Linked DNA regions of Homo sapiens: all the other regions are linked to region 1. Evidence: chromatin loops called from intact Hi-C (ENCODE). Cell type or tissue: Caco-2. All regions are shown on one strand. Each heading gives the region's core, and the rest is flanking DNA. Links, peaks and the distances in the headings are about the cores only.

What was found. Peaks named below come from ENCODE experiments on the same cell type or tissue, not always from the same donor. Only the 100,000 strongest peaks of a DNase experiment are listed, where the experiment ranks them.
Region 2: a loop joins it to region 1, with 5 times the contacts of the local background. A loop is called at or near these places in 4 of 110 quality-filtered maps.
Region 3: a loop joins it to region 1, with 5 times the contacts of the local background. A loop is called at or near these places in 3 of 110 quality-filtered maps.

The regions. Positions count from the first base shown.
Region 1 is chr1:214,409,969-214,417,635 of GRCh38, reverse strand. PTPN14 (protein tyrosine phosphatase non-receptor type 14) reads left to right here. Exons shown (of 19, transcript NM_005401.5): 4 at 2,910-3,007; 5 at 5,885-5,952. LOC124904508 (a long non-coding RNA gene) reads right to left here and starts at 478. Exons shown (of 3, transcript XR_007066875.1): 1 at 390-478. In Caco-2, for the core only: no CTCF peak of the experiment used is centred there; DNase peaks (open chromatin) are centred at 2,705 and 2,975.
Region 2 is chr1:214,503,621-214,511,287 of GRCh38, reverse strand. All of the region lies in intron 1 of PTPN14 (protein tyrosine phosphatase non-receptor type 14), which reads left to right. Among named protein-coding and RNA genes, the nearest start is that of PTPN14, 44 kb to the left of the region's middle. RefSeq lists an enhancer at 5,307-6,284. In Caco-2, for the core only: no CTCF peak of the experiment used is centred there; DNase peaks (open chromatin) are centred at 3,977 and 4,545; H3K4me3 peaks cover 711 bases.
Region 3 is chr1:214,345,054-214,352,720 of GRCh38, reverse strand. It overlaps PTPN14 (protein tyrosine phosphatase non-receptor type 14), which reads left to right. Exons shown (of 19, transcript NM_005401.5): 19 at 1-4,021. Among named protein-coding and RNA genes, the nearest start is that of SMYD2, 68 kb to the right of the region's middle. In Caco-2, for the core only: no CTCF peak of the experiment used is centred there; DNase peaks (open chromatin) are centred at 2,780 and 3,508.

The DNA of each region.
Region 1 (7,667 bases), core at 1,997-4,496:
GAATTTAAAAGAGAGCATGAAGATCTTAGCAATTCATCTCTAAATGTTGAAGATATTGTTATGGGCTATAATTTTGAAGGGATCCTTTGATACTCTGTCAAAAGTACTGAAGGCTCTGTTGATTTGACCCAACAGGGCATTTTTTCAAACTTGATTTTTCAAACTCCTATGGGAGGAAGTGACTTGGATAAGTCACTTATTTTCTTACCATCGGATGAGGAGATTCTAGATAGATGAGGCCCCCAGAGACTAGGTCATAGCATGTTAGTTCCCAATAGATAACACTGATTATTAGGACGCCTTTTTTATTTCACCCCGACAAATCTGTATTTAATAAAAAGTTAATCTTTAAAAACAAAATTTAAAAATTTGAAAATACAAAATTTTACCTTCATTCGAGAAGCAAAATTATGTTCACCAATTCTTAGAGGCAGAGCAGAATCCTAACCTAAAACCATTCATTGGGCCTCAAGAGTCAGATGGACTATTTCCAGGTCTTTGAATATGAAAAATATTAAAAAGTTTTCCTTGTGAGCTTGGATTTTCAAAGAGGATCTCTTTGGAAAGTTGGCAAATGCTTACTTTCCTGGCATGAAAATTGTTGTTTTTTTTTTTCCTTTTCCCCTCCACCCAAAGCTATGACAGGGTGGAGTATACTTCCATGAAATTGCATGCTTCCAAAATAGAATTCACTGTTATATTTTACTACTGTTATAATTGAATCGCTAATGAGAAATAAGCAAAGAGCAGGCATTCTAGAAATAGAATTTCAACTCCTGTTGTCAAATTTAGTCATCATATTCGATAGAATTATAATATTTTATAAAACTGCCTTTTGTGCAAAATTGTACCAGCCAAACAATTTTCAAAGTGGTTTGAATTTCATTCTCGTTTCTGCAGTCTTACACAGTAGTACCCACAATCTCGTGGTAATAGCACCCTATCATTGCTGCTGTTTAGATTCTCTCCTAGTTTGGATGGCTTCCAGGAGAGAGCCCTGCTTGCTTCAGCTCCTTATTTTTATATTCCAGCAAAATCCTACACCCAACCTACATGATTAGGAATGTTCCTGGTGTTCCTTGCTAGTGGATTGTGAGTCACTGTTTCCTAGGATAGAATGGATCTGTAATAGAACTTGCTGACACATTATACAAATGGTAGCTGTAGATGAAAGTTGGAAGCAGCAGATTTTTAAGAACTAGAGCTGTTGTTTTGGTGGCAGATTAATTGGTTACTGGTCAACTCCCAAAGGTATTCTCTAATAAATAATCTTAGCTGATCATTTTCATCTCCAAGGTAACAGGTAACAAAGCTCTACCTCTGGCAGATGATGCCAGGTTAACACCTTTTCAGATGTTTTACTCCTTGGTTCTTAATCACTGAATCCTTAGATAGTACACTAGACAAAAACATGATCACAGCGATCAAAAAGATATGTGCATCCTTGTAAGGTGGAGACTGTTTTAGCACTCTCCAAGATACTACTCAGCATCTAGCAGACTTACACCCATAGAAAGTGCATGAATGATAGCTATGGGTTAAAATATCTGTTTGTCTTTCTGGCTTGGAGAGCAGCAAATAAGTCAAAACCACTCCAGAAAGATGAGAAGGAATGAATGGCATGTAGATGAGATTCAAACATTTTATAATTAGTAGGAATCAGTGAAATTTACCATTCTTTTCTACCTTGAGATTTTGCTTTTTGTTTTGCTTCGTGATTTTTTCTAGCCCATATTAGGTTTGACTAAAAAGGATTTTTAAGTAACTCCCAGTGTTTGCCCTTCTGATTTGAGTATAGGTTTTTCCCACCAAAGAGTGGTATGGCTGTCTTTATCCTGTTTAGTACACCCAAGAGGAGAGAAGAAGGACTCTACTGGAGCATGCACGGAGCCCAGTTCCTTCCCTCAAACAGGCATTGGATTGACTGATGTGTAATGATGCCTGTGACATCAACATGGTAGAGCCAGCAGTAATTAGCTCTCAGCGCCGATTGCCTCTCTCCAGGAAAGTTGGGCTTTGGTTCACTTATGGGTTCCCTTGATTGAGATGCCAAAGTGAAGTTAAAATACAGAGTTACAGTTACCAGGAGCAAAAGGATTGTTAGCATTTACCAGGAATTAATGCTAGAGAAATGTGATTGTTGTCGTTGTGACTATGTGTTGAGAGTATGGGCAAAGGAAGTGGAGTCCTGGGAAATAAACGTCTTGAGTGAGAAGTTTTCTAAATGTTTTAGGTAATTCTAAGAGGGCTATTTTATTGGTAGGGAAACAGTACACTGTATTAGCTCCTGAGGGCACTTGTCTAGTCTGAGACTTGATGTGTTTGGGCACGATTCTGTCCATCTGTACTTTGCTGGTTTGAGAATTTACTTCAGTTTCGAAAGTTGCATCAGATTAGATTTTTCTGATTCACAGATGTGTAAGGTGAAAACTGTATTTGATTTTTTAGTGGAATTACAAATTATTTGGCCTGTTTGTGATCTGCCTTACCGAACTTTTGAGTTTGAAAGGTGATGTGTTTCTAGAATGCATTCAGGAACGCACACTGTTGAGTGTAGCTTTGGCAGTCGTGTTGTCGTGGGTCTCCAGGTGTGCAAAAGTATTTTCATTCTCGGATTCTGTTATGAGGACCTGGTCCTTATCAGTGGTTTATCCCGCTGGCCTACAAATAAGTGATGTGATGAGAATCCTCTCAAGCTCAGAATGAACAGGATGTGGCACCTGCTACATCAAACAAAGATAAACACAGGCAGAGGTCACTTTCCATCTTTTATAGAAATGACCTTTATCAGCATCACAGGCATGTCCTGCTGTGTACACAAGGTTTTACATCTAGAGGCATCTGTGTTGTGGGAATATATTCCAAGTATGTGTTTTTAAGGTTGTTTGTTCCTCTATTCCCATGAACAGATATCAGTATTACCTGCAAGTCAAAAAAGATGTGCTTGAAGGGCGATTACGATGTACATTGGACCAGGTGATTCGGCTAGCCGGCCTAGCTGTGCAAGGTAAGACATAGTTATGAGCAGCATGTGAAATTCCATTTTCTGTTTGATCATGGTGTTGCTGGCCTCTCAGAGTGAGAAGTTAGATTTACTTAAATGATCCCTTAGTAATGCTCCCTTTTTATTTCAAGTTATCTTACGTGAAAAATGCAAAGTTAGTGATTTTTGGTGGCTGGGTGGTAGATTTCTCAAAGCTGTTTGCAAACTGCTCATGCTTGTATAATTACAGTTTTATATGAGGAAATAGCAGCTTTTATTCTGCCTTTAATTAAGGCTACATTTCAGGGTTTGTGGAACATTTTCTCAGAATTATTCCAAGGCACAATGTGGTCATATTCTGTAGCTTGATGCTGCAAAGGTGTTACTATCACAACTTCTTTGAGTGTGATAGCTTTAAACATTATAGTATAATGCATTCTAATGCAATTAAAGAGGTAGATTTAAAATCCATGATTGTAACATGAAACAACAAATGTGTATTGGACTGAATTTATCTTTCAATCCATCCTATAAAGGTTTATATTACATAGCTGTTTTTTGCCTTCTCTAAATTGTTATGTGTGGGACTTTATATGTATATTTTATACATTATGGTTTATTGAGTGGTGGCTTAACTGCCTTCAGTTATACTGAAAGCAAGATAGGCCATATTGAAAGCAAGATAGGCCAGCGCGGTGGCTCATGCCTGTAATCCCAGCACTTTGGGAGGTCGAGGCAGGTGAATCACTGGAAGTCAGGAGTTCGAGACCAGCCTGGCCAACATGGTAAAACCTTGTCTCTAATAAAAATACAAGAATTAGCCAAGCATGGTGGCACACGCCTGTAATTCCAGCTACTCAGGAGGCTGGAGCACGAGAATCGCTTGAACGTGGGAGGTGGAGGTTACAGTGAGCTGAGGTCACACCACCACACTCCAGCCTGGGTGACAAAGCTAGACTCTGTCTCAAAAAGTAAAAATTAAAAACATTTTTTTAAAAAAGCAAGAAGATGGTAATATAGTTTTTGAAAAGAAACTTTTCCTTTTAGTCATTTTCTTGAAAACCAGCTTATCTGCAAGTGTGAGCCAGCCAGCAGCTGGGTTCTTCCTGCATGGACTGTTGTTTTAGAAGGTGTGAACTGACTTCCCATCCCAAACACTGGGCTGAATTGAATCATCTCAGATTTAAGTGTCTGAAGAGGCAGCCCTTCTCCTGACCTCTTTCATTCTGAAGTATTAACAACTTAACAATTTCTGTTAGAAGTGTAATTTCTATACAGTTAGCTTCTGTTGTAATTCTGTGGATGGAAACAGGCAAAATCTGATGTATCACCTCTGTCTGCTTAAAGACTGGAGGGGAAGAAACAATGGCCAGTTATGATAGAGAAATCAGAGGTAGCATTGTTGAAATAATGGAGAAGATCAATATGTCCCTCATTGTCAAATTGGGTCTTTCTTCTTTTAAAAAGCTTTCGTTGGGCTGGGTGTGGTGGCTTATGCCTATAATCCCAGCACTTTGGGAGGCCAAGGCAAGAGGATTACTTGAAACCAGGAGTTTGAGACCACCCTGGGCAACAAAACGAGACTCTGTCTCTACGAAAAAAGTAAAAATAAAAAATTAGCCCAGTATGGTGTTGTGCACCTATAGTCCCAGCTACTCAGGAGACTGAGGTGGGAGGATCGCCTGAGTCCAGGAGTTTGAGGCTGCAGTGGGCTATGATCAATTCACTACACCCCAGCCCAGATGACAAAGCAAGACCCTGTCTCTAAAAAAGTAAATAAATAAATAAAAAGCTTTGTTTACTGCATGTACTCTTTCCTCTCACTACTCAATCATTAGGCTTATTGTGGGCATCCTGGATATTGGAGGATCCTCGAGGAATTTGGTGAACTTACTCTGGATTCCCTTTTTGTTGGGTCCTTGAAGCTAGCTGTTCAGTCTGATGAAACCTTCTCTAACTAATCCTTTTCAAATAACTTTTTTTTGAGAACGCTTATTGCATTTTTAGAAAGATACATCAACAGAAATATAAGTTGTGGTGGAATGTGATAACCAATTATTGAACTTGGAAATAGGCAGAGTGAGTGATGTTTGCTATTCTTGAATGCTGCACCTAATTGGTAATTTGTTACATGCTGAGTTTGTAGGTTGACGTTTATTTTTTACCTTCTAGCAACTTCTCAACATTGGTGCATGGTGTGTGTATCCTCTCATCCTATATCTCTTGTTACCTTAAAGATACCTGGATCCATTTCTATCTGATGCTAAATATTTTACATGAAATTAAAATTTCATTCAAGTTTAGTTTTTAGGAGAGCAAGCAAGATAAGAAGCAAGACTTTATATATTTCATTTTGCATGTGCTCAAACTGTACCACGGTGACATGAAAACAGGGAAAACAGAATTTTTGGCATCTTGTAACATGTGAAGTTATTTAGAAGGTGTAAAGATATTTGAGGTTGCTTGCCAAGGGTGATTTACAGTGGGAATTTCCAGCTGCATATATATGAAAAGATGCAGATGGGTTTGGCTCTTCAGTTCTCCAGATTAACCTTGAGTTAAAAAGTCCTCTTGGCAGATATTCTTAAGATATGAATTGATGCATATTTAACAAACAGATAGATATAGGTTTGTTTAAAATTTTTTAAATGGCCTTTAGGAATTGTTTTCAAATTTCTTCATTATTTCTAAAAATTCATGTAGTGGTGCTTACATGCTGATATTTACCATATTGTTAGATAAAAGTAACTATGTCAAACATATCTTGGCACTATTTTTATTTAATAATAGTGAGAAATAGGATGAAATGTGAAGAATAATGTAGTGATGAGTTTGCCCTATTTTATTCCATCTTTAATTTCATATAATAAATACTGCCCTTCCATCTTCTTTTCTTCTCAGCTGATTTTGGAGACTATAATCAGTTTGATTCTCAAGATTTCCTCAGAGAGTATGTGCTATTTCCTATGGTAAGTGTAATTTCATTTTTCTTAATTAATTTTCTACCTTCTTTGGACATTTAGTTCTTTCCTTTGAAAATTTCAGGATTTTACATATGCATATTCCCTGGGGAAAAAGTCGATGGGTTTATAAAGTAGGGGCAAGTTTTATAAAACACACTGAGAAGGTAAAAATGCCTTCTTCTGCCTCAAGACACTTCCCTAATTTCTTTTTCAGATAGTTTCTTATTAGTATATAAAAATGCTACTGATTTTTCTATGCTGATTTTGTAACCTGAAACTTTACTAAATTTGTTTCTCAGTTCTATCAGTTTTTTTGTGGAATCTTTAGGGTTTTCTACATATAAGATCATGTCATCATCAAGCACAGTTTTACTTCTTCCTTTCCCATTTGGCTGCTTTTTATTTCTCTTGCCTAATTGCTCTGGCTAGGACTTCCAGTACTATGTTTAATAGAAGTAGTGAGAGTTGGCAGAAAACAATCCCATTTACAATAGCATTAAAAAAAAATACCTAGGAGTAAATTTAACTGAGGAGGTGAAAATTCTGTATGCTGGAAACTATAAAACATTGATGAAAGAAATTTAAGATGACACAAATGGAAAGATACCCCATCTTCGTGGATTGGAAGAATCAATATTGTTAAAATGTCTGCCAAAAGTAATCTACAAATTAATGCAATCCCTATCAAAATTCCAACATCATTCTTCATGGAAATAGAAAACAATCCTAAAATTCATTTGGAGTCACCAAAGACCCCAAATAGCCCAAGTAATTTTGAGCAAAAGAACTAAGCAGGAGATACCACACTACCTTATTTCAAACTGTATATCAAAGCTATAGTAATTAAAACAATATGGGACTAGCAAAAAAATAGGCACAATGACCAATGGAAAAGAATAGAACACCCAGAAGTAAATCACACACATCTAAAACCAATAGATTTTTCAACAGAGGGGCCAAGAACACACTGGTGAAAGGGCAGTATATTCAGCAATTGGTGCTGGGAAAACTGGCCATCTACATGCAGAGGACTGAATTTGGATCCTTATCTCACCCTTTGTACAAAAGTAAATTCAAAATGTATTAAAGACTTAAATGTGGCCAGGCGCGGTGGCTCACGCCCATAATCTCAGCACTTTGGGAGGCCTAGGCGGCCGGATCACAAGGTCAAAAGGTGGAGACCATCCTGGACAATATGGTGAAACCCCATCTCTACTAAAACTACAAAAATTATCTGGGCTTGGTGGCACACACCTCTAGTCCCAGCTACTCAGGAGGCTGAGGCAGGAGAATCGCTTGAACCCCTGGTGGAGGTTGCAGTGAGCCGAGATTGTGCCACTGCACTCCAGCCTGGCCACAAAGCAAGACTTTGTCTCAAAAAAAAAAAAAGAAAAAAAAAAGACTTAAATGTAAGACCTGAAAGTATAAAACACTAGAAGAAAACATGGGGGAAAAGCTACATGACATTGGTCTGGGCAGCGATTTCTTGCATATGACCCCAAAAACATAGGCAACAAAAGTAAAAATAAATAAATGAGATTGTATCAAACTAAAAAGCTTCTGTGCAACAAAGGAAACAACAGATATAAAGAGACAACCCACACATTGAAAGAAAATATTTGCAAATTATACATCAGATAAGGGGCTCAAAATATATAAGGAACTCAAACTACTCAACAAGAAAACAAATAGCCCTATTAAAAAAATGGTCAAGGGACCTG
Region 2 (7,667 bases), core at 2,872-5,371, 93 kb before region 1:
AGTACCTTTTGTAGTACGGGAAAGTCTTCTCAAGGTGATTGCTTTTTTGCACAGAGAGGCAAAAGGTTATCCATTCAGCCTAACTTCAGAAGCTGTTAAAGAATCAGCAACTAGCAGTGGCTTATGCCTTGTAATCCTAGTGACTTGGAAAGCAGGAGGATCACTTGACACCAGGAGTTTGAGATCAGCTTGGGCAACACAGCGAGATGTGGTTTTAAAAATAAAAAAAAAAAACCAAAGACTTAGTTTGGCCTGGTGGCATGTGTGCCTGTAGTCACGGATACTCAGGAGCTGAGGTGGGAGACTTGCTTGAGCCCAGCAGTTCGAGGCTGCAGTGAGTTGTGATTGTGCCACTGCACTTCAGCCTAGGTGACAGAGCAAGACCTCATCTCTTAAAAAAAAAACAAAACAAAAAACAAATTGATAACTATACCTGGGGACTCTGGCCTCTGGCTTTAAGCCAGATCTTGGAGGACAGATCATTCATTCACAGAGGACCTACTGTGTGGTAGCCAAGGCATAGAACTGCCCAGACCAAGTCCAAACATATGGAGATGGTCTCTAGCTATGTGTCCAAAGTAGAGGGATTGCCTTACCTCCTGAGAGCACTTCTCTATGGAAGCTGATTAAACTTTTTGGGGTGAGATTGGGAGGGCAAATCAGGTGAAGGAGAAGTAGAACTGAGTGTGAGTTTTTATTCAGAAAGCTGAACCATCTGATAATGGCAGAGTTTAGTGTATTCAGAAAGGATTGAAAAACTAAAGTGGACCTATAGGAAAAGTAAATAAGTGATCTTTGTATTTCATTGCAATGTCATTACAGGCATACACCATTTTATTGCGTTTCACAGGTATTGCTGTTTTCTTGTATAGATGGAAGGTTTGTGACAACCATGCATTGAGCAAGTCTGTTTTTCCAACGGCACGTGCTTACTTCAAGTCTCTGTGTCACATTTTGGCATTTCTCACAATATGTCAGACGCTTTCATTATCTTGATATCTGTTAAAGTGATCTGTGATCAGGGATCTTTGATGTTAATGTTGTAGTTGTTTTGGGGTGTCACAAACTGTGCCACATAAGATGGCAAACTAAATTGATAAAAGTTGTGTGTGTTTTGACTGTTCTATGGCCCAGCCACTCCCTCCCTTATCTCTCCCTCTCCTCCCGCCTCCCTATTCCCTGAGACACAACAATATTGAAATTAGGCCAATTAAGAACCCTACAGTTACCTCAGCAACATCTAGAAATGATTAAATTTAGTGAGGGAGACATTGAAAGCCAAGATAGCCTGAAAGCTACCTGAAAGGCCCCGGTGTGTGATGTTCCCCACCCTGTGTCCAAGTGTTCACATTGTTCAATTCCCACCTACGAGTGAGAACATGTGGTGTTTGGTTTTCTGTCCTTGCAATAGTTTGCTCAGAATGATAGTTTCCAGCTTCATCCATGTCCCTACAAAGGACGTGAACTCATCCTTTTTTATGGCTGCATAGTATTCCATGGTGTATATGTGCCACATTTTCTTAATCCAGTCTATCATTGATGGACATTTGGGTTGGTTCCAAGTCTTTGCTATTGTGAATAGTGCTGCAATAAACATACATGTGCATGTGTCTTTATAGTAGCATGATTTATAATCCTCTTGTGCCAGTTTGCTAAGTTGTGACTGAAAGGAAAAGTTCTTGAAAGAAATAAAAATTGCCACTCCAGTGAACCACATGAATGATAACATGTGCAACAGCAACAGCAAAACAGCCTTATTGCTAATAGGGAGAAAAATTGAGTGGTCTGGATAGATTGAACCAACCACAAACTTTCCTTAAGCCAAAGCCTAATCCCGAGCTAAGCCCTAACTCTCTTCAATTCTGTGAAGACTGAGAGAGGTGAGGAAGCTGCAGAAGAAAAGCTGGAGCTAGCAGAGGTTGACTGATGAAGTTTAAGGAAAGAAGCTGTTTCCATAACATGAAAGTGCAAGTTTAAGCAGCAAGTGCTGATGTAGAAGCTGCAGCAAGTTATCCAGAAGATCTAGCTAAGATCACTGATGAAGGTGGCTACACTAAATAACAGATTTTCAATGTGGATGAAACAGCCTTTTCTAGAAATTTCATAGCTAGGGAGAAGTCAGTGCCTGGCTTCAAAACTTCAAGGGACAGGCTGACTTTCTTCTTAGGGGCTATTGCAGCTGATGACTTTAAGTTGAAGTAAGTGCTCATTGATCATTCCCCAAATCCTAGAGTCTTTAAGAATTATGCTAAATCTACTCTACCTGTGCTCTGTAAATGGAACAACAAAGCCTGGATGATAGCACATCTGTTTTCAGCATGGTTTACTGAATATTTTAAGCTCACTGTTGAGACCTACGGCTCTAACAAAATTTCTTTCAAAATGTTATTGCTCATTGACAATGCATCTTGTCACCCAAGAGTTCTGATGGAGATGTATAAGAAGATGAACGTTGCTTTCATGCTTGTTAACACAGCATCCATTCAGCAACCCATGGATCAAGGAGTAATTTCGACTTTCAAGTCTTATTATTTAAGAACTACATTTTTTAAGGCTATAGCTGCCGTAGATAGTGTTTCCTGTGATGGATCTGGGCAGAGTAAATTGCAAACCTGGAATGGATTTACCATTCTCAGTGCCATTAACAACATTCCCAATTCACGAGAGGAGGTTAAAATAATAATAACAGGAGTTTGGAAGACATTGATTCCAAGTCTCATGAATGATTTTGAGGGGTTCAAACTTTAGCAGAGGAAGTAACTGCAGAGGTGGTGGAAATAGCAAGAGAACTAGAATTAGAAGTGGAGCCTGAATATGGGACTGAATTGCTGCGGTCTCATGATAAAACTTGAAAGGATGAGGGTTACTTTTTATGGATGAGCAAAAAAAGTGGTTTCCTGAGATGGAATCTACTCCTGGTGATGATGCTGTGAACATTGTTAAAACGACAAGAAAGGATTTAGAATATAACATATACTTAGTTGATAAAGCAGTGGCAGAGTGTGAGAGGATTGACTCCAATTTGGAAAGATACTCTACTGTGGGTAAAATGCTGTCAAACAGCATTGGGTTCTCCAGAGAAATCTTTCATGAAAGGAAGAGTCAACTGATGTGGCAAACTTCATTGTCTTTATTTTAAGAAATGGCCATAGCCACCCAACTTCCAGCAGCCACCATGCTGATCAGCAGCCATCAACATCAAGGCAAGACCCTCCACCAGCAAAAACATTAGGACTTGCTGAAGGCTTAGATGATCCTTAGCCTTTTTTAGCAATACAGTATTTTTTTTTTTCTTAGAGATAGAGTCTCATTATGTTGCGCAGGCTGGTGTGCTGTGACTATTGACAGGTTCAATCATAGCTCACTGCAGCCTGGAACTTCTGGGCTCAATGGATCCTTCCGCCTCAGCCTCCTGAGTAGTGGGGACTACAATAAAGCATTTTAAAATTAAGGTAACATTGGCTTTTTAGACATGATGCTTTTGCACACTTTATAGACTAATAGTGTAAAACAAACATAACTTTTATATGCACTGGGAAAGCAAAAAGTTTGTGTGACTTGCTTTATTGTGAGATTCGTTTTATCGCAGTGGTATGGAGCCAAACCCACAATGTCTCCGAGATATGCCTGTAATTGATATTGACTGGAACAAAAGAAAGTTGATTACATCAGTTTGGTGCAAACAGTGGTCATGTCTACTGTCCCCAAATCCTAGAGAAGAATAAATTTAACTCTGTGACAGCTGATTTGTAGTTTCATTGTTAAAAGGTGTTCTATATATGTCTTGAAAGTGTTCTTCTAGGATGAGCTATACTGACTCAGGATTAATTATAAAAAGGTATATATGCTGTGTCTTGACTTCTGAGATGTCCTTTACTGATAGAGCATGGATGCAGGATTAATCAAATCTGTAGCCTTAGAGACAGGAGGCATTCCTGCCTTTCTGGTTTGCAGACATGGAGGGCTGAAAAGGATGGGGGTGGGGCATGGTAGTGGAGATTGTTAGCCAGTGGGTTAATGGTTAATCCCTGCAACATGCCAGAGATACACCTAATCTTTGATGAGACCTACTGCTCAGAATGAATAATGGTTAACCATTCCTTACCTTTGACTAAGACCATATACCTTTCATAGTTTGTTTTTTAAAGTATGTGGAACTGTGAAGTTTTTTTTTCTTTTGCAAATAACATTTGCATATCACAGAAGTTTTATGACTCATTCTTGGTAAAGAAAGCAGGTGATATCCATGAATGGTTTGTCATCTTTTAGAGACGAGTAGAATGATTGCTATCGAATTTTCATTTAACTTAAACACAGCTGTGTAGAGACAATATAAAGTGGTCCTTTCCTCAGTACAAAACATGGAAAAAAAAAAAAACCCGCGCTCTTGTTAGCAGATGTTAGTGTGTTATGCTGCACATGCCACCGAGACATTCTTGTTTATGAGGACCAGTCATCTGGACTGGAAAAAGATTTTTGAAAGAAAATAAAGGGAGCAAAGAAAAATTCGAGGTCTCCCTCCCCTCACAGGGGCTGTTTTGTGCTGGGTGCAGCGTCAGTTATGTGATGGCTGACTCCAGGGAGAGAGCCACCTGTATCCCTGGTTAATGAGCATTGGCCACCTGGCAGAACCCCACTACCACGAAGATACAGTTTCACTTTTACCGTTTGTCACATCCAATTAAAGGTTTTGGCATTCTTGCCTACTTAAAAAACATTCTGTAAACATTAGAAATAGTTTTTATATTTATTTATTTATTTATTTTCTTCTTTTAGACACAGGATCTCTATCTTCCAGGTTGGAGTGCAGTGGCACCATCACAACTTACTGCAGCCCTGAACTCTGCAACTCAGGTGGTCCTTCCGTCTCAGCCTCGGGAGTAGCTGGAATTATAGGCACATGCCACCAACACCCAGCTCATTTAAAAAATTTTAAAAAAAAAAATTTAAGAGACGGGGCCTCCTGTGTTGCCCAATCTGGTCTCGAATTCCTGACCTCGAGCAATCCTCCCACTGTGGCCTCCCATAGCATTGAGGTTACAGGGTGTGAGCCACCGTGCCTGGCCAGTTTTTATATTTAGGAAAAAAGCTAGCGGAAATTGGCTCTTCCCAGTTCTGAGAAGTTTTTCGATTAATGCTATTGATGATTCCTAACTTGTTATCAGTCTTAGTTTCCTTTCCTTAGTAATCGAAGGAATTGTCCTTGGCTTCCCTTCTTCATAGTAATCTCACTGCTGCCTAAGCAGTGGATGCATGGTTACGTGGCCAGTGTCTCTCTGTCTCTGTGTCTGGGCTTAGGTTTACCCTGAGAGAGTTCATTGTAAATCTGTGCTGAACTGACTATTCGCTCTGAGTTGGAATATTTTCTGCTTATTACAAACTCGATTTTTTTGAGACAAAGTCTAACTCTGTTGTCCAGGCAGGAGTCCAGTGGCACAATCATAACTTACTGCAGCCTCAAACTCCCAGACTCAAGTGATCCTCCTGCCTCAGCCTCCCCAGTAGCTGGGACTACAGACACATGCCACCACCTCGGCTAATTTTAAAAAGTTTTGGGAGAGGTGACGTCTTGCTGTGTTGCCTAGGCATGTCTCAAATTTCTGAATTCAAGCAATCCTCCAGCTTTGGCCTCTCAAAGTTTTGGGGTTACAGGCGTGAGACACTGCACCCAGCTGCAAACTATTAAGAAAAAGTAATGAAAGGCTGAGCTCTTTTCTTTGTAGCTAAGCCTCTTGAGAAAGTTCTGAGGCTGCTGCATCTCCCATTCCGTCCTCAGCTCCTTACATCGCAGCTGGCAGCTCCACCACTGTGTGGGCACTGACCACCCCACCCCCCCGAAGGGACCAGCCATCTCCTGTTGGCCATGGTGAATGTTTTTCAGTCCTTATCTGACCTCCCTTTGGAATTGGACATTGACCAGATCCTTCTCCTTGAAGCGTTACCATCTCGGGTAGTCCCCTGCTCGAGATGTTTCTCCTGCTTCCCTGGGTGTTCCCTTTCACTGTTTGTTGAAGGTTCTCCTCCTGCTGGTCACCCATTGAATGTAGGTGTCAGGTGTCATCTAGCATTGGATCCCATGTCCTCCTGTCACACTTTTTTTTTTTTCCCTGGCGGGTATTCACAGCTGGGTTTGTTCACATGACCGCCACAATGAACTCATATTTAACTCAGACCTCTCGTTGGGGGCCCCCAAATTTCAACTGCTTGTCAGGATCTTTCCATGAGACTGGCCACAAGTATCTTAAACAGAGAATTCTTAGACAGAATTCATCTACTTTTTCCTTAAACCTATCTTTTCTCCTATATTCCCTACCTTGGTGAGGGTGTCACCTCTGATGAAGTTAAACACACTGGGGGTTTGGATCAACCTAAACTCATTTTCCTTCACCCTCTTTATGCAGTAAGTACCAAGTCTTTCCTGTTACTCTAAGGTAGTTCCTTTTTCCTAGTCCAAGCCAGTCCTACTTGTCTGCAGATTCAGTATGTTACCTTACCTCCTGCAGGAAAATTCCCCAGCATTCTGTACCCAGCCCTTATCCTGGGATTGGTCTCCCCTCGATTAAGCTCATTCAGGCTGGTGCCTTGCCTCATTCACCATCATTTCCCCAGGGCCTAGCAGGGTGGTGCCTTGGAAATAATTTAATTTGGTGGAAGTGTCTTAGTACGATTTCATGGCTAATGGGTGTGCTACTCTTGTCATTCAGAGATGGGGCTGGGACATCACCTCTGTGGACATTGTGGTCCTAAGAGCCCCGTTCCTGGGTGCCTGCCATTTGCTTGCGTCAAGTTGGACATGACAGCTACGGGAAAATGATTGAGGGCAGAAGGCAGTTTTGGTGCGACAGGAAGAGCACAGGCTTCCAGGGCTTTGCTGTAAGATCAGGAGAGAATAATGCATCAGAAGTACCTGATGCTGAGTCTGTTCTCAGGAATGGTGTGTTTGAGGCAGCTGCCCATTGCCCGGTGCTTGCCATGTGCTTGGATGCAACCATGGCTAAAAGGTTTCCTATCTGGCTATGTGGTGATTGACTGTGGGTCGCCTTCCTATGGTATTTCTGACTCCTCGAGTGTAATATAAAGGTCTTCGCAGAGGTAGGGCTAACGGAGAGGCAGCGGCAGTTGTTCAATGTTCTATAATGTAAATTGAAAGATTTTTCTTTAGTTTTAAGCTGAGTTTTCCACATTCTCATTACTAGTTGGGGAGGAATGGGAAAGTGGTGACATTATTCGCAGCATTCCTATGACCATTCTCTGGTTCTACAGAAGAGGTGTGTTTGAGGAAGGCACCCAAGTTTCCTGACTATTTCTCACACTTCTCCATCACAAGAAAGCCCTATGTACAAAATGATGAGAGTCCCAAGAAGCATCATTTGCTCTAGGCTTGTCCTTACTGTGGAAGCTCAGAGACTCACCTTTGATCTAAAATAAATAAACAAAAAGCCATAAGGCAAACCTTATTGAAGTAGGTGATGTCGGGTGTGTTTGCTGCTGAACGCATACAAACACTTTATATGCAGATAAAATAAAATGACTCACAACATTGCTGACATTAGTGTGTGTTCTTCCTGCAGCTAAGTACATCATAGGATTTTACCGAATTACACCGACTAATTGTTTATTGACCAACATCACACTAGTGGGATCACAAGACCACATATGACAGTGCT
Region 3 (7,667 bases), core at 1,768-4,267, 65 kb after region 1:
GGCCTACAGCCTTATGGTTGGCACACTAGTTGGCCCTATAGGGTGGAAATAAAGCTGTAAGATGTTAAACTGCATTTGATACTTCTCTTGAACGCTGAGCAAGGAAGCAAAATAGTTCTTGTCTTTACTTAAGCTTCTAAGACATTTTGGGGCAAAGGACCTTACAGATGGCGTCTGTTGAAAGTAACAGCAACGTGCCAGGGAGAAATGTGGGGGAAATCTCATCAAATTCTGCCACCTCAAATGTGTTGTCCAGAAGTCAGTGTTATTCAGGGGGCCCTGTGAAACTTGACCACCAGCTTGCGCCATCAACACTCAGCCTTTATCCAGCCTGCTCTCAGCTTTTGTGTTTCTGTTAGAAACTCAGATAGGTAAGTATTTTTATTCAGTAGACTACCTTTCTTATCTTTTCAGCTTAATATAGCTGCATCTTCTTTCTCAAAGCCAAACTAAGATATTCTCTATTAAAATGTCCATGAGCCTAGCATTGAGTGTCTGGCATCCATCAATTTCATAGACTGGAAAATGATTGTTGTTTGGTACAGTAAAGAAGAGGATGTGCATCAGTTCCTACCGTTTGCAGCTTTGTTTTTAGCCTTCCCATTTTAAAAATAAATTCAAGGACATTGAGTTACAAGGCAGGAGGGCTGGAGCTACTGGGCAGCCTGAATATGACAAGCATTTGTGTGGAAAGTCATTGCTCCTTCTGCCACACTTTGGGCCATCAGGATCATTCTTTCCCAGAAGTGCCATAAACTTGCTCAAAAGTTTCTATAAATGGGAAGAGGGAGAGGAAGGATTTTTGCATCAGTCCTGAAGTTGCTATCCAAAAGTTCTCTGTTTCACAAATAATTTTCTGAACTCTGGAATGCCTCTCCTACTCCCTGCCTCCCTTTCTGTAATGTCAGAGTGATGGAAACCACCAAGTGGCATGCTAGGGAAAGCCTGCAGCAGTGTTGGAGTCTATTTCACCCTAGCTCATAGTTTTAAACTGTCTTCACTGTTGAGGTAGAGCTTGATGAATGTCATGGATTATGATGTGTGGTTTATCATATTTGCCTGGATTTGCTGATCAAAAGCACCATCTTCCCTCGCCTGCTGCTGGCAGCCTTTCCTTGCCTTGCTTGTTAGCAGAGCATTCTGCTTACCCATGTGGCTCCCAGAGTTAGCAGCCCCGGCTCTTGGATTTCTTGATTCTTCTCCCCTGTGATCTCAGAGGTGCTGCAGAGGACATTCCCCTTTAGAGCAAGTCATGTTTCTATTCAGGCCACAAAACTGGGATGTACATGCAGTGACTTTGGTGTTCCTTGTCTTGTTCAGGGGAACGGGTGGGACTGTTGTGTGCTGTCACCCTCTTCATTCCATGAGCACCTTGTTCACTTAGGGTCTGCTGCCTTTTTTTTTTTCTTTTTCTTTTTTTTTTTTTTTTTAGTTTTTGAGATCGTGTCTCACTCCTGTTGCGCAGGCTGGAGTGCAGCCTCCAAAGTAGCTGGGATTATAGGCGTGCACCACCACACCCGGCTAATTTTTATATTTTTAGTAGAGACGGGGTTTTGCCATGTTGGCCAGACTGGTCTCAAACCTCTGACCTCGTGATGACCCCCCTCGGCCTCCCAAAGTGCTGGGATTACACCCAGCCTCTGCTGCCTTTTCATATTTCCCCATCTGCTTTATGGATCAACTCTCAACAGTACACTTTTTCTTTTCTTTACCTACCCTATGAGTGCAACCCAGATGTAAGAGTTAATCCTCGTCAGAGAATCATTGCCTTAAACCTCTCAGAAATATGTAATTAGGAAATCTTATTTTAATTTTTTAAAAATTGCTTGTATAGTTTCAAAGAATAAGATCTGGCAAATGGCCAGATGTGGTGGCTCACACCTGTAATCAAACCAGCACTTTGGGAGGCTGAGGCAGGCAGATCACCTGAGGTCAGGCGTTCAAGACCAGCCTGGCCAACATGGTGAAATCCCGTCTCTACTAAAAATACAAAAAAAAAAAAAAAAAAAAAAATTAGCCAGGCATGGTGGCACATGCCTGTAATCCCAGCTACTCAGGAGGCTGAGGCAGGATAATTGCTTGAACCCGGGAGGTGGAGGTTGCAGTGAGCCGAGATCATGCCACTGCACTCCAGCCTGGGCAACAGAGTGAGACTTTGTCTCAAAAAAAAAAAAAAAAAAAAAAAAAGATCTGGCGGATGAAAATAACCAGAATGAAAATAGCTAGAAAACTCAGCAAGCAGGAAGCTCCCTTTCTCACCCTTTTGTTCCCTTGCCGATAGAATCAGTCACTATTAGAAAAAATGAAAGACGCTCTGTTTAAAACAATGATGACAGCAGTACTTAATATGTATTTCGAGGTGAACTTATATAGATTGAGAGAGGCTGCATTTGGCAGACTGATGTATAGGAAGACCCATTTGTTTCTAGCTTCTCCCTGCAGGGAAAATGCTTTCGTCATTATAGCCTCTTTACACAGACTGGCCATTCTAGTGAAACAGGTGGTAAACCTTTGGGCTGCCCAGAAACATTTTATCTGTTTTCACTTACCTAGGAAGGGGAAAGATTAGCGGGTCATCCAAAATCTGTATGTAAGCTATCTTCATTTTCTTCCCCAACCTTCTCCTCCTGGGAAACACAAATGCTATCTCATCTGACAAAAGGTTTTAGAGGATAAAGCTGAAAAGATTGGATTGGGATCTTTTTGTGGCTTGGGGCGGAGCCTTTTGCTAAAATCTCAAGAATGCTGCTTTGAGTTTAGCTAGGGTGGCTCTCAGAACTGGGGTGCCTGGCATTCTCAGCATTTCTCAGGGGCCTCCCACCTCTGACAACTGCAGTGTTAGCTAATACATACCTTGAGCATAGAACTGAATGCTGTAATTCAGAGCCATTTTTTTTTTCAACTTGAACATTGTACAATTTTACTGCAATTTCCTTTGAACTTTCTTGCCACTGTTTGGAATCTTAAAAATTCATTAGCCTTCTCCTTTCTGACATAAAGCTACTCTTCATCAGAGATGAGTTCCTATGTATGTCCTTTGTTCCTTCAATAGCTAATTAATGTGCTTGAGGATACTTCAGTGGAAAAAAAGGTTTAAATATGCAAATTACTAATAAATGTGTAACCTTATGTAACTTGTGTTACATCAAGTAACAAGCTAATCTAGTTTGTTTCACTGGACTAGGCTTGTGCTCCCTACTTCAGTATTTTGATGCTTTCCTTGATCTTTGTTTCACAAAATGTTGTGAATTTTGGTATCATTCAAAACAAATGACATTTATTAGGTTTCATTTTGAAACGATGTACAGACAAGTCCCCAACTTAGAAACCGGTTTGTTCTTAAGGTTCTTGCGTCAGCCCATAGAAGCCCACTGACCTCCACCACAGCCCAAATGGAGGGCTGTGATAGCCAGATCTGGTTGGCTTTTGTGGGCTGACCCAGACATTTAATCACCATCTCTTATGTTGTTGCCGTAAGAAATGCATTCCAGGTTGGGACTTGGGATCCTGAGAGCACATTCGCCCCCTGTGGTGGCCGCTTGCCACCTTGCAAGATGGAAGCCCAGTCTCCTTACTACCAAACTGTAGTTGTAAGCAGAGGGAGGGGTGAGATGTTTATAGGACATTCCCTAAGCTGGGGAGTGATTTTTATCACTATTCATGTCAACTGTACTTTGGTATAGACTCCCTATCAATTTAATAATATGAAAAGCCTAAAATAAAACTATGCATGCTATTCTATGTGCTATTTTATATCAGTAAATAAGCTTATGCTTGCCAGTTGTATACACAGTTATGAGGTGTATAGAACTGACTTTGACAGTATTTTTTGCACTGTTTCCTATCTGTTTTTATAAAGTCTTATTTAGATATTGGACCTTGTTGATGTTCTCACTGCCCTTGTGCTTGCTATAAAATGTTTCATATGTGCCTTTACAAATGTGAGATCTTTATTCTAACCTTTTTTTGTAAAAGATATCTATTGATTTCCATATGCAATAAACCTTTTTTTCAGAGAAAAGTTACATCTTCTCTTTTCTGTACTGTATATGTTTGCATTAGTTGAAAGTGCCTGGGAAAACCTGCATGCTTTGTTTTCTAAAGCCCATTTATTGCTACCCAGTTTTTAGTCCTGCATAACCTTATCATACTGAAGATTTAGTTTGAAATTCCCAAGGTTGTCACTGTTAGAAGAAACCTGAAAGGGGTGATCACTAGGCAAGTGGAGTGAAGAATACATAGAAATGGGTCTTTCTCACAAATGCAGCAATAAGCCTCGTTAAGCTCCAAGCCCCTACTCACTCCTCCTTCACTGTCATTTACTCAGGTACCAAACTGTTGATGTGGAAAAGGCAGGCACCAACCAGGCTGCTGTAGAAAATTTAAATTCTTGCTTTTGCCTTTCAGCTTTATAACAGCTCAACTTGTGTCCAGGTTTAAAGGTGGCTGTCCTGTCCCAGACTTTCAGCCAGTAACCACCATAGCACATTCACGGTGAACCCCTCATATGTGGGTAGATGCTTTATGTATCCTTGGTAAGTAACAGAAAAGTATAACAACTTCTCCCAGTAATGCATTGACAACCCCATGACTATACAAGCAGTTGTTGAACTACCAGAGATCCCAACTAGTTTCACATCAAAAAAATGAGAATACTGTAAGCCACTCTGGGGTGAGAGGATATGGCAAGCAAATCTCATTAAACATACACTTAATTCTCTATGGTGACTGTGGCAACAAAGCAATTATAATTATTGAAAGAAAGGCTACATAATGTTAAAAAAGATGATAGTAGACAAAATAGGCCAATGAAAATGGAGATAAATCGGGTAGAATGGCAGGAGAACAGATACACTAATTCATTTTCTCTTTTGTGAGCTGAGCAAATAGAACCAGTTTCTTTTCTTTGGTTGATAAACAGAAAAAGTAGAGGTTTGTTACATAATTGAGAGAGAAAACAGTAACCTGGTAGACGTATTTGTCTCCAAATATACTGTTAGCAGAGCTGGGGAAGAAAATTTTTAAAAAGAGAGAAACAGAATAATTCCCCACAAAACTAAAGATAAGTATAAGAAACAGCAACGCACACACACAAATATGCAATAAGATGACAATACCAGAACCAAATATGGCTATTTTATGTGATTTTACCTCTTATTTTATTTAATGAAAATAAATGGGAAAAACTCACCAGATTTACTAGTTAAGAAACATAATGGGTGCAAAAAAAAACTCAGCTAAAGAAAAGAAACATCTAACAAAAAGAATAAATGAGACTTGTATAAACACAGCAAAACTCCTTCTGAGGCAAAACTTAGACAAATTGATAAACTTACCACATTCTTGAATAGGAAGACTCCTGAAGAGGCCAGTTCTCTGTATATCACTGACTCTAGTGCAAGTCCAATAAAAAAATCACAACACCACCAGAAAAATTCAAGGGAACCCAGAAGGATTAGCCCTAGTATATACTAAAAGTTTTGCAGTGCAACAATAGAGTATTTTACTGGCACAAGAATAGATCAATAGAATGAAATACTGCAGAAATAAACCAAAGTCTTAGAGAAATGATAATGGTACCCTTCCAAATCAGCATGGGAAAATAATAAATAATTCAACAAGTAATTCAATAAATGAAAACTAAAATTTATTAAGGAATACCATGGGATATTTTATTATTTTTATTTATTTGAGACTGGGTCTCGCTCTGTCGCCCAGCCTGGAGTGCAGTGGCACGATCTTGGCTTACTGAACCCTGTGCCTCCTGGGCGCGGGTGATCCCACCTCGGCCTCCCAAGTAGCTGGGACTACAGGCATGCACCACCACGCCCGGCTAATTTTTGTATTTATTATAGAGATGGGGTTTTGCCATGTTGCACAGGCTCATCCTGAACTCCTGGGCTCAAGTGATCAGCCCACCTTGGACTCCCAAAGTGCTGGGATTACACACATGAGCCACCATGCTTGGCCTGTATATCTTATTAAACAATTCTGCCCGGCGTGGTGGCTCACGCCTATAATCCCAGCACTTCGGGAGGCCGAGGCGGGTGGATCACGAGGTCAGGAGTTTGGGACCAGCCAGACCAACGTGGTGAAACCCTGTCTCTACTAAAAATGCAAAAATTAGCCAGGCGTGGTGGCGCATGCCTGTAATCCCAGCTACTTAGGAGGCTGAGACAGGAGAATCGCTTGAACCCGGGAGGCGGAGGTTGTAGTGAGCCGAGATTGCGCTATTGTACTCCAGCCTGGGTGACAGAGCGAGACTCAGTCTCAAAAAAAAAAAAAAAAAAATTCTAGCTAGATGAAAGATTTAAATAAAAATTAATATTACTTTTTACAATAAACCAGTAATAGTTTTATTCACTTAAAGATGAAAACAATCTGCTTTTGTACAGCAAGGGTCATGAAAAATAAAGTTAATGGACAACTAGAGTAAAAATATTTTTAATATATGACAAGGAGCTAATACCCCAATATATACAGAGCTCAGAAGTTATTATGAAAGACATTAACATATAGCAAAACAAGCAATGGCCATGTGGTATCACAGAAAATTCTGGAATTTCATATCAAGGGTGATAGGAGGCTCTTTTGTTTTAGTGAGACAATTTTTTTTTTTTTTTTGAGACACAGTCTCGCTCTGTCACCCAGGCTGGAGTGAAGTGGTGCGATCTCGGCTCACTGCAAGCTCCGCCTCCCAGGTTCACGCCATTCTCCTGCCTCAGCCTCCCGAGTAGCTGGGACTACAGGTGCCCGCCACCAAGCCTGGCTAATTTTTTGTATTTTTAGTAGAGACGGGGTTTCACCATGTTAGCCAGGATGGTCTCAATCTCCTGACCTTGTGATCTACCCGCCTCGGCCTCCCAAAGTGCTGGCATTACAGGCGTGAGCCACCGCGCCCGGCTGTAGTGAGACAATTCTTAGTGGTACCCTAGATAGCTTCAGGATGGGGGCAGGTCTTCAGAAAGACTAAGACTTGATTAGGAGCTTAGAACTTTCAGCCCCATCCCCAACCTCTGGAAAGAAAGAGATCCTAGAGATTGAGTCAATTTCAATGGTGAATTAATCAATTGTGCTTATGTAATGGAATTGCCATAAAACCCCCTGACCAATAGCATTCAGAGAGCTTCTGAGTTGGTGAATACATCCACATGCCAGGAGTGTGGCATACCACAACTCCATGGGAACAGAAGCTTCTCTCAGGATCCTTCCGGACTTTACCCTATGTTCACCCTCTTCATTGGCCTATTCATTTGTCTTTTTTATAATAAACCAGTAATAGAAAGTAAAGTGTGTTTTAGAGTTTTGTGAGCTATTCTAGCAAATTAATGAACATAAAATAAGGGAGGAGGTGTTGTGGGAAGCCCTTGACTTTGTAGCCAAGTCAGACAGAAGTATGGTTAACCTGGGAACCTGAATAACTTGTGACTGGCATCTGAAGTGAGGGCAGTCTTGTGGGACTGAGCCCTTAAACCAGTGTAGTCTGACACTAACTCTGGGTAATTAGTGTCAGAGTTGAATTGAATTGTAGGACACACAGTTGGTGATTGAAGAGTTAGAGAATGGTTGTGAGGCATAAAAACAAAAACACCACACATTTGGTTTCAGAACTGTTGTGAGTCAAAACAGCTCATATTGGTGTCAGAAGTGGGATTAGAAAGACCCTG